Regions from separate parts of the Homo sapiens genome. Here region 1 is linked to region 2. Evidence: chromatin loops called from intact Hi-C (ENCODE). Cell type or tissue: sigmoid colon. All regions are shown on one strand. Region 1 overlaps TNIP1 (TNFAIP3 interacting protein 1). Region 2 overlaps ANXA6 (annexin A6).

What was found. Hi-C counts contacts between places; a loop is a spot of excess contacts. Peaks named below come from ENCODE experiments on the same cell type or tissue, not always from the same donor. Only the 100,000 strongest peaks of a DNase experiment are listed, where the experiment ranks them.
Region 1: a loop joins it to region 2, with 5 times the contacts of the local background. A loop is called at or near these places in 109 of 110 quality-filtered maps.

What each region holds. Positions count from the first base shown.
Region 1 is chr5:151,056,969-151,061,968 of GRCh38, forward strand. TNIP1 (TNFAIP3 interacting protein 1) reads right to left here. Exons shown (of 18, transcript NM_006058.5): 5 at 3,350-3,427. Among named protein-coding and RNA genes, the nearest start is that of TNIP1, 22 kb to the right of the region's middle. RefSeq lists an enhancer at 3,271-3,340. In sigmoid colon, no CTCF peak of the experiment used is centred here; a DNase peak (open chromatin) is centred at 3,113; H3K27ac peaks cover 1,140 bases.
Region 2 is chr5:151,105,461-151,110,460 of GRCh38, forward strand. It overlaps ANXA6 (annexin A6), which reads right to left. Exons shown (of 26, transcript NM_001155.5): 22 at 4,293-4,386; 23 at 2,995-3,090. Among named protein-coding and RNA genes, the nearest start is that of TNIP1, 27 kb to the left of the region's middle. In sigmoid colon, no CTCF peak of the experiment used is centred here; DNase peaks (open chromatin) are centred at 2,901 and 3,291; H3K27ac peaks cover 3,651 bases.

The DNA of each region.
Region 1 (5,000 bases), 48 kb before region 2:
AAGGGCACACGGCCCACTCTTCACCAAGGCCTGAGTAGGCGCCGCCAGTCCATTCTCCCTCTGCTTCCTCATTTCTCATGACTCAGTTTCCCCCTGTGACCCCAGCTCAGCCCCGGGAAATTCTCCAGTTATGCAGGTTCCCTGTCTGGGGCTGACTCACAGGGCAGAACCCAGGACTCACAGGCCACTGGTGGCTCCACAGCAGCGGGGCCACCATCCTCCCACACACTGGGCCTTGCAGAGTGCCTGACAGTAAGTCACTTGTCTGCTGGACCTCAGCATCCTCATCTACCAAATGTCCGCACAACCCTTCCCTCCCTTCAACCTCACAGGGTTCTTAGGAGGATGAATTGACCCCTGACAGTAACAAGCCCAGAAAAGGGACATCACTGCACAGTCAGCCCTCCATATCCATGGGTTCCGCATCCATGGATTCAACCAACTGCAGATCAAAAATCTTCTAAAAAAACAAACTGGCCGGGCGCGATGGCTCACGCCTGTAATCCCACCACTTTGGGAGGCTGAGCGGGCAGATCACAAGGTCAGGAGATCAAGACGGCCTGAGTGGTGAAACCCTGTCTCTACTAAAAATACAAAAATTAGCTGGGCATGGTGGCACGTGCCTGTAATCCCAGCTACTTGGGAGGCTGAGGCAGGAGAACTATTTGAACCAGGGAGTCGGAGGTTGCAGTGAGCAGAGATCGCACCACAGCACTCCAGCCTGGGCAACAGAGCAAGATTCCGTCCCAAAACAAACAAACAAAAAACTGTATTGAACATGTACAGAATTTTTTTCTTGTCATTATTCCCTAAACAATACAGTATACCAAAATTTAGCATTTACATTGTATTAGGTATCGTAAGTAATCTAGAGATGATTTAAAGTATATAGGAGGATGTGTATAGGTTATAGGGAACTACTACGCCATTTTACATCAGGGACTTGAGCATCCATGGATTTTGGGTATCCTCAGGGAGTTCTGGAACCACTCTCCCATGTTTACCAAGGGACATCTGCATATACGTCCTGCAACCTCCGCCTCCTGGGTTCAAGCGATTCTCCTGCCTCAGGCTCCTGAGGAGCTGGGATTACAGGTGTGCACCACTACACCAAGCTAATTTTTGTATTTTTAGTTGAGACGGGGTTTCACCACAATGGCCAGGCTGGTCTTGAACTCCTGACCTCAGGTGATCCACCCACCTCGGCCTCCCAAAGTACTGAGATTACAGGCGTAAGCCACCATGCCTGGCCTACACATGTGTCTTCTGGGGAATGGCCCAAGCATTCATCAGCTTCTGAGGACCCAAGACTCAAAACAGTTTAAGGAACCACAGCTTTAGCTATTTCAGAAAGTCCCAAACTAGTACAGTATGTAAGAAATAAAGCACACCGTGGGCCAGATAGTTGACTCTTTCTCTCTAGTCTATCTGGAATACTCCTACCAAAGACATTGCCTTTGTTACACCAATTCCACTCCCAAGGACCTGCAGTGTTACCCTACTGCAGACGGCACTGGGCCCAGCTCCCCTGCTGGGCATCTAAGGCCCTACAGCCGCAGGTCCCATCCACAGCAGCATCCAGTTGGGCTCCCCACTTTACCCTGCCTGAACCCACACACACCAGGTCTGGTGTCTCTGCATGTGTCCTCTCTGTGTCCTCTCTGCCTCTGCAAGTTCTGCTCATCCTTCCCACCCTGTCCACGGCTCAGCTCCTCCAGCAGCCTCCCGGAAACAGTTATGGGAATCACAGGACAGCAGAGCTACAGGGAGCCTCAGAGATCAGGCCGGGAAACCAAGCTATGGGGAGGAGGAACTTGCCCAAAGTTGCCCTGTAAGTCAGTGGCAGAGGTATAACGAGAACTGAGGTTTCCTGACTCGCCATCCAGTGCTCTGCTGCACTGACCTCCCACTTCTCTGAACTCTGGAGGAATGGCAATGACTATAACCCCAACTTGGCATTCCCTGAACACCTGTGTAATGGCGTCAGTGTGCCGCATTCTAACAAGAGGAAATGCTGCTGTTTCAACTCTGCATCCATTCCCCCACTGCCTCTTTCCACAAAGGAGCTGAGGTGGCAGATGCTGCTCTATTTAAGGCTCATGCGATGCTTCCCATGCCTGCGACTTCTCCAGACTACAAGCTTCAGAGCACAGGGAGGCTGTGTTGTCTTGGCTCAAGTGGCTCAGCAGAGACAGGCACACTGTAGAGCTAATGAGGAACTTACTACGTCAGTTAAAGTTATCGGTCCAAAGTCAGAGTGAAACACTTTCTGAGCAGGGGATCTTGCCTCCATGGCCAGCATCTCAGAGCCCTCAGGGACAGAACAGGACAAGGGGACAGAAGGTTCCAGGCGACAGAACATAAAGAGCCTTTCCAATACTCAGAGCTGCCTGAGGCAGTGGTGAGCCTCTCAACACTGAAGGCATGCTAGTTAGCCAGACAGCCACCTGAGGGGGCCCTGCACTGGGCACTGACAGGTACATGGGGCAACCAGTGAACACAAGCATATTTGTCAGCCAAACCTTTGTGAAGGGAGGCAGCAGGGATCAATATATCAGTGAAGGGCTAGAGCACCTATTGCTCGCATAACAACAATTAAAGAAAAAAACTTAAAAGTGGGAAGGAAGGGAGAATGGAGAAGGTAGAAATTTAAGTCGTTTAAAGAATCTTCCAGACTTTTCACAATGGTTCTTCAATAAGTCTGCCATTTTAAGAAAGAACAGAAGGAGATATAGTTAGGAAAAAGGCAGCCAGTGTTGTAAGGTGTGGAATGAGGATGCTGGGCAGACGCTCCAGAGCTGTACGAGAGACAGAGAGAGAGAGAGAGAGAGAGAGAGAGAGAGAGAGAGAGAGAGAGAGAGTGTGTGTGTGTGTGTGTGTGTGTGTGTGTGTGTGTGTGCGCGCGCGCGCGCGCATGCGTGTAAGTGGAAAGTTGAACCTCCTTCCTGTGTGCTCCAAGAGTCTGCACAAAGAGCAAATCACCTGTCTTACAGGGCCCTGGGCCTTCCTGACCCTTCTTTCTCCCCCGGGGTTGGAAGCCCACAGACCCAAAGGGCTGAGTCATAGTGTGCGGAGGTGCCTGGCCCCTGGCAGAAGGCAACAGGGCTGGCAAAGAGCCCAGGCTTTCACAACGGTCGGGTGCCCGTGTGCTCCAAGTCGGGGAAGTCACTAGCCCAGGAATTTGCATATGTGAGCGAGAAGCACCCTTTGCTCCTGCCCCTCGTGTATCCCCAAGTGACTCCAGGGTACCTAAGGGATCTGAACAGGTTCTGTGCCTCTCACATGGTAGCAAGTGACAGGACACAAAGAGGGCAGCAGGTCAAGCCCGGGGTCCTGCCCGTCCACTCACCATCGCATTGGCATGGCTGCTGCTCTCTGGTGAATTCTGCTCCTCAGGAGTGACCACTTCAAATTCAGAGGAGGTGCCCTGTGCAGAAAGGAAGTTAGGTGCTGCCCGAGAGAAAAACAGCTCACCCCTCCTCTGCGGCCCTGTGGCTGAGAGCAGCAAGGGGGACAAAATCTCTTCCCATTTTGAGTACACAGGGACCGTTACATATCATCTCACATGAGATCACAAAGCAGGATTCTCGACAAGCCTGTCATAGCCCTCTGCATAATGTGAGGTCATATCCCCTCGATGGCCAATCCTCTTTTGTAGAAGGGAGATGTGGGACTAGCTGACCTTGAACCAGCAGCACTGTAGGATTGCATTTTTTAAGGCCGTGTACTTTTTAAATGCTTTCATGAGCTCCATTATTTCTCAGGGTGACCCATGGAGTGGGTCAGAAGGTTATATCCTCTTTGGAAAGATGAGGAAACTACAGTATACAGTTGGTTAATGCAAAAGCAGGGATTGAACCCAAGACTGCAGATCCAGCATTCCTGCCACGGCCCCAGAGCTGTCTCTTAGGCCCAGACGTCTCTGATCGGTTTCCCAGAACACAGATGGCAGCTGTTACGGCCACCACCAAGCATGTCCTGTGCTGGCCTTCCCAAGCCAGTCCTGGAGATCCCAGAGGAGTGAACTGATCTGAGAAAAGTCCCAGAGATGATTCACCAAATTTGGAGACTATTTCAGGATTCAACCAAATCCACGGTGGCCAAGAAATCCCAGATTTTTTCACATCTTTCCGTCATTCCTAGTAGAATTACTGGTCATTCAACCAACCAAGAAGCCAATGGCCCACCTGAACCAGCCATTAGCTCTGGGATCTGGGATTTCCATGTCCCGTTAAACCTGGTCTGCAGCCTCCCTTCATCCCAGAAAGGGGCAGGATAGATGAGAGGAGTCAGTGCTCAGCTTCCAGCTGACCCTCATGGCCACCAAGAACTCACCTCTGGCTCTTGGCCCTGCCCTAGAAAGTCTCCCTCCTCCATCTACATTTTCCCCATTACCCGTGTAACCTCAGAACAGGTCCTTCTTTCCCTGCACCTGATCTGTAGGATAAGGATGCTGAACTATGCAATCCCTTGTAGGATACCAAGCAAAACTTCTCCAGCCAAATCTGTAGATTTTTTTTTTTTTTTATGAGAGGGTCTGACTCTGTCACCCAGGCTGGAGTGTGGTGGCATCAACATGGCTCACTGCAGCCTTGACCTCCTGGGCTCAAGCGACCCTTCTGCCTCAGCCAGCCTCCCAAGTAGCTGGAACCACAGACATACACCATCACACCTGACTACTTTTTTTCTTAGAGAGATGGAGTCTCACTATCCTGCCCAGGCTGGTCTCAAACTCCTGGGTTCAAGCAATCCTCCTGCCTCAGCCTCCCCAAGTGCTGGGATTATAGGCATGAGCCACTGCGCCCAGCCTGTAGAAGATAGTTTCTGAGCCCTCTTTGAGAATGTGAGCTCCATGTCACATCTGTCTGTTTTCCTAGCACTGTGCACACTCAGTGATACTTAACAGTATACAACTTAGTAAGTGAGAAGAATTCCTTGTACATACCAGGGTCTTCCTGGTAAGTTTTAACTATGACCTTCATTTCAAAATGGGGAGGCTG
Region 2 (5,000 bases):
CTTCCCCATGCTTCCTCCTCTGGCCCATCCTTAGGCCTGGCTCTCAATTGGTTGCAACTCTCTTCCTTCTAAGGTGCTTACAGCTAACCAAGGTCAGGAGAGGATTCAAAGGTAATTAACTCCTCATGAACCCAAGGCACGGGGCCTCAAATTTTTAAATGCATTGGAATCACCCAAAAAGCTTGTTTAAAACTCAGGGTTTAGGCTCCACCCTAAAGATTCAGATTTTGGAAAGATTTTGAGCAGTGGTTCTCAAAGTGTGGTTTCCGGACCAACAACATTAGCATCACTTGAAAACTTGGAAGAAAGGCAGATTCTCATGCCTCAGATTCCAGATTCCAGAGATGCTGAATCTGAAACTCTAGAGGTGAGTGACCAGCTTGTCCTAGTTTGCCTGGGACACTCCAGGTTTTATTAGGTTGGTGCCAAAGTAATTACAATTTTTGCCATCACTTTCAATGGCAAAACTGCAATGACTTTTGCACCAACCTAACAGCACTGAAAGCCTTGCGCAAATCAGGATGGTTGGCCACCCTACTCTGGTGCAGCCTAATGCTTGAGAGTTACTGATTTAGAGAAATATTGCTCCAAAGAATGACTGTCCGTTGGTAAAATTTAAGGGACCATGCAAATCCCTGGGGCTGAGTGTTTCCCCAGGGCCTGAACAATCTTGCAGGATTGGCAGCCCCTGCTCCCTACCCTGGCTGCAGATAATGCCTGCCTGGTTTCACCAACCCCGCCCTTTCTCAAAGCCTAGGGTTCTCTAGCCCTTCACAGCTGCTTGACTGCAAGGCTCCAGAGCCCACGCACAGGTGTCTCAGACAGCTTAAAAAGGAGGAACCAGACACCAGTACTATAGCTGGAATGACTCTGGATATAATGAGAACAGACGGCAAGAGGCTGGAGTTGCGTACCCCAGTGGCAGAGTCAAGCAAGACTCCTCTGCAACAGGCTCAGGAACCCTGTGGAAAAGATCACATCACACACCTCCCATCTCCAGCTCCTTACATATCTCCCTACTACCTCCCAAACAAATCCCAAGCTCCTTGGCTTGAATGTCAAAGCTCCTGGCCTCCTTTGCAACCTCATGGCCCTTGCTCCCCCATTCCCAGAACAAACTGCAAATTCCTGTGTCTCTCTGTCCTTCCTGGATAGATGCATTTCCTATCTGCCCTTCACTACATTATCTCTCTAAATCAAATCCCATCCTTCAAGGCTGTACTTGATGTCCATGCCCCCAGTCATGACATCACCTCCAGGAAGCCTTCCCTGACTTCAGACCTAGGGCTTTATCAGTCTGGCTAAGAAGCACGCTGGGCAGAAACTTCTCTCCTCTGTAACCAACCCCACAAGTCTTCCTAAAAACTGAGCCTGTCCATCTGTCACATGGGACCCCGATGCCTGCCATTGGATGGAGGAGTGTGAAATGGTGTGTTGTGGTGTGTGTTTGCACGTGTATACCTGTTCAAGGTGGGAGGAGAAAGGGAAGAGGGAAATACACGAGGAGGGTAGGAATCTGAAAGTGTCTCCAAAGGCTAATTATTCTGGTGTTAAGAACATGAGCTTTGGAGGTAGGCAGCCTGTGGTTTGAGTCCTGGTTCTACTGCTATAAGCCTCTCTGAACTCAGTGTCCTCTTTTGTAAAATAAGCTGGTTAAGAGCACCTGATGAGAATGTAACTAAACCTGCGTGCAACTAACTTTGCGCAGGGCTTGGTGGGAAACAACAATACAAATACAAACTAACCCTTGTCCAGTGAGTATTACATGCCAAGAGGCACCGTTCCAAGTGCTTTACATATAATTAACTAATTTCAGCCTCACAAAATCCACCCTATGGGCTGGGCACTGTTGTTATCTCCACTTTACAAAGGAGGAAATTGAGACACAGAGGTTTTGTGACCTGCCCAAGGACATATAGTGAGTAAGTGGCAGAGCAGGGATTCAACCTGGATTCCATGCTTTTATTCGTCGGGCTATCCCGCCTCCTAGATATTGCTCCTGGGTGGTAAAGGCCCATCACGTGCTAAACAACACCCCTACCACCACCTCTACTTCACCCAAATCTAACACACCTTTCCCCCACATTTTAGTGTCTCTGAAATCAAGATGTGTTTTATAATTGAAGGCAATTATGTGAAAATCTTCCACGGATACCTCTTGGTAAGATTTTTTAAAAGTGCATTGATGCAATGTGTTTTATAGTAAATGAAACAAGATACCACTAATGATGAATATTAATGAGAATAACTTCAGCCCTAACCCATATCCACTCATCCATATTTATACACGGTGGAATTAAGATCCAAAAGGGAAAAACCTTTTCAAAGTCAAGAGCTCAAATTATATAAGCGTAACCAAAAAGCCAGGTACTGAGAGGAGACGAGGGTCTGTGTGTGTGTCATCTGCATCTAGCGTGTATGTGTCTTGTATGTGTGTGCATGTGTGCTGCGTATATGTGGTGTGCATGGGTCATGTGTGCATAGTGTGTGAGTGGTGTGTGTGTAGGTGTAGTGTCTTGTGGGGGTGTAGCATGTATGTGTATATATAATGTGTTCTGTGTGTGATGTGTGTATGTGTGGTGTGCACCTGTCACATGCATATGTAACGTGTTTTATGTATGAGTGTGTGTCACATGTGAGAATGTGTGTGTGTATAGTATGTGTCTTGTATATGTTAGGTGTGTGTGTCAAGTGTGTGTGTGGTGTGTGTGTGTATACACCCTAGTTGTGCAGGACAGCGTGCCCCCTCCCCTGCCTGCCCCAGTCTTCCTGGTTCTTCCCTAGCAACAGTTATTTTCTCACCCTCTCCTGCAGCCTCGCACAGACCTCATGACATTCCTGCACAATCACACATTTGGCAGCACCCCTGGAGGCGAACTGTGACAGTGTTTACTTTCCAGTAGTAGCTTCGGAGGCTGCCAAGGTTCTATTCTTCCAGAGAATCTGTTCAAGTTCCCAGTGCCCCCAGCCCTTCCCTTAGTCCCTGCCAGTTACCAATGGCCACAAATGCATCCCTGACATCCCCAGACATCTCCTTCTTGATGGTGTGCTCCACGTCATAGTTGGTCATCTTGATGAACTCCTGGAAGACTGGCCACAAGAGAAGCCCCAGAGGTGGGGGTGAGCTTCAGTGCAGGAGGCGGAGGACCCCTCCTCAGCCCCACCCAGTGCCTCCCACAGGCTGTGCCTGAGAAAGTGGAAGGGCAGCAAATATGGCCACAGCCCAGGCCTAAATGCATTGGGCAAGATCATCCCGATAGAGAAGCTCTGACATCAAGGCTGCCGTGGGCTCAGAGCCAAATCTGTCCCACGCCAGTCCCCGTGCCTGGCCAATGGTCTTAGAACCTCGGCCAAGTTCTGGGAACCCAGGCTGGGGTAGTAAAAGGAGCACGGGTCCTAGTCATGGTTCTGCCCCAGCTCACTGAGGGACCTTGGGTGATCCCTCTCCTTCCTGGGCCTCCTCTTCCTCCTGTGTCCGCTTGGGATGAAGACACAATGATAACACTCAGGAAACACTCACTGAGTCAGGCATTGCGCCAGTGCTTTATGTGTGTTATGTTTTTTGTATCTTCACAACAATCATCTCGGGTAGAGCTAAAACCCTGATTCCTACGTAAGGGAGCTCAGGCGCAGAGATTCGGTGACTTGCCTGAGGTCACATGGCTGTTAAGTGGGGGATTCAAATCAAGGCCGTCCAGTGCCCAAGTCCATTCTTTTAGCCACTATGTTAAAGCACCTTAAATACTGAGAAGTGCCAGACATTAAATGTAGACATTTAATGTAGTGCCAGACATTAAAATGTAAATGTCTCAGTGCAGGACACTTCATGATTACCGAGTGCCAGGGCCACTGCATACAGGTGTGCCCTGAGCATGCGGCAGCCTGTGGTTCAAAGATGTCTATGTGGGTCTTGTGCCACCACCACCTCTCGCTGCCTTGCTCCTGGCAGGCATCGCCAGTGAATCATGACGCGGGACCCCAGAATCCTTAACACAGCACTCTAGGCAGCTACTACCAATCAGAGTTGGCCTTTGAGGTGAAATCCAGTTGCTATACCTAATCCCGGGCATCCCACCTGCTTCCCTAAGGAGGAGAAAGAAGGTGAGGTATAAGTGGTAGAGCCAGGACTAGAACCCAGGGCTCCAGAGTCGCCGTCACCCATGACACGCTACTGCTGGGTTAAGGAGGAGGTGGGTGGGCAACGGGCTCCTCTTGCCACAGAGAGCTGAGAGGCTCTCATCAGATTCTGGGATCTTCCTGCTGAGCTGGGAAGGGAGGAGGTCAGGCCTCACCTCTCCGGAGGTGCGGATAGCTCCGGGTACACAGGATCGTCATGAAACGTGTCTCCAAGGAAGTTTTGTCTCCACTAGGTGTGTCTGCTATTTCCTGCAGAGCCCCAGTTGGAGCAAGGATTTGGGAGGGGAGACATGAGAAAGCCTTGGTTATTATTCACTTTCATGTCTTTGCCTGGGCTGAGGGCAGTCAGAAGCTGGGCTCACCCAGCCATCCAAGGGGGCCGAGACTGGTCCCCTCTTCCTTCCTCAAGCACAATGGCTTCTATACTCCCCTCTCCAGTTCACAAGGACCCTGTGAACTGACAAAGATGGCCTTAGCACTGGGTACTTCCATCCTAGCCTCAGGACCGTGGGGCTGGGGCTCCTAGGAGGACCCACATAGACTCTGAGCATAGCAACTGGGAGTTCCCCTTCCATCCCTCAACCTTTCTGCAAGCCCCTCTGGGAAGGGTGTATGGGGTCATATGCAGAGAAGATGGCCTGGCCAGTGTTTCCCCAAGCGGGGTCAAGGGCAAACACACCCGATCACACTGCACATTAGTGTTTCCATGATTGTCTTCTAGCTAGCTACTAGTTCTATTTATACTGATAGTAAATTCCCCTTAACTCATTTTGGGTTTAAGAGTGAGTCGATTTAAAGATCAGTATTAATAGCTGGTGGTTACACAGCACAAATCGTGCCAGAGATGATTAGCTGAAGTTTGG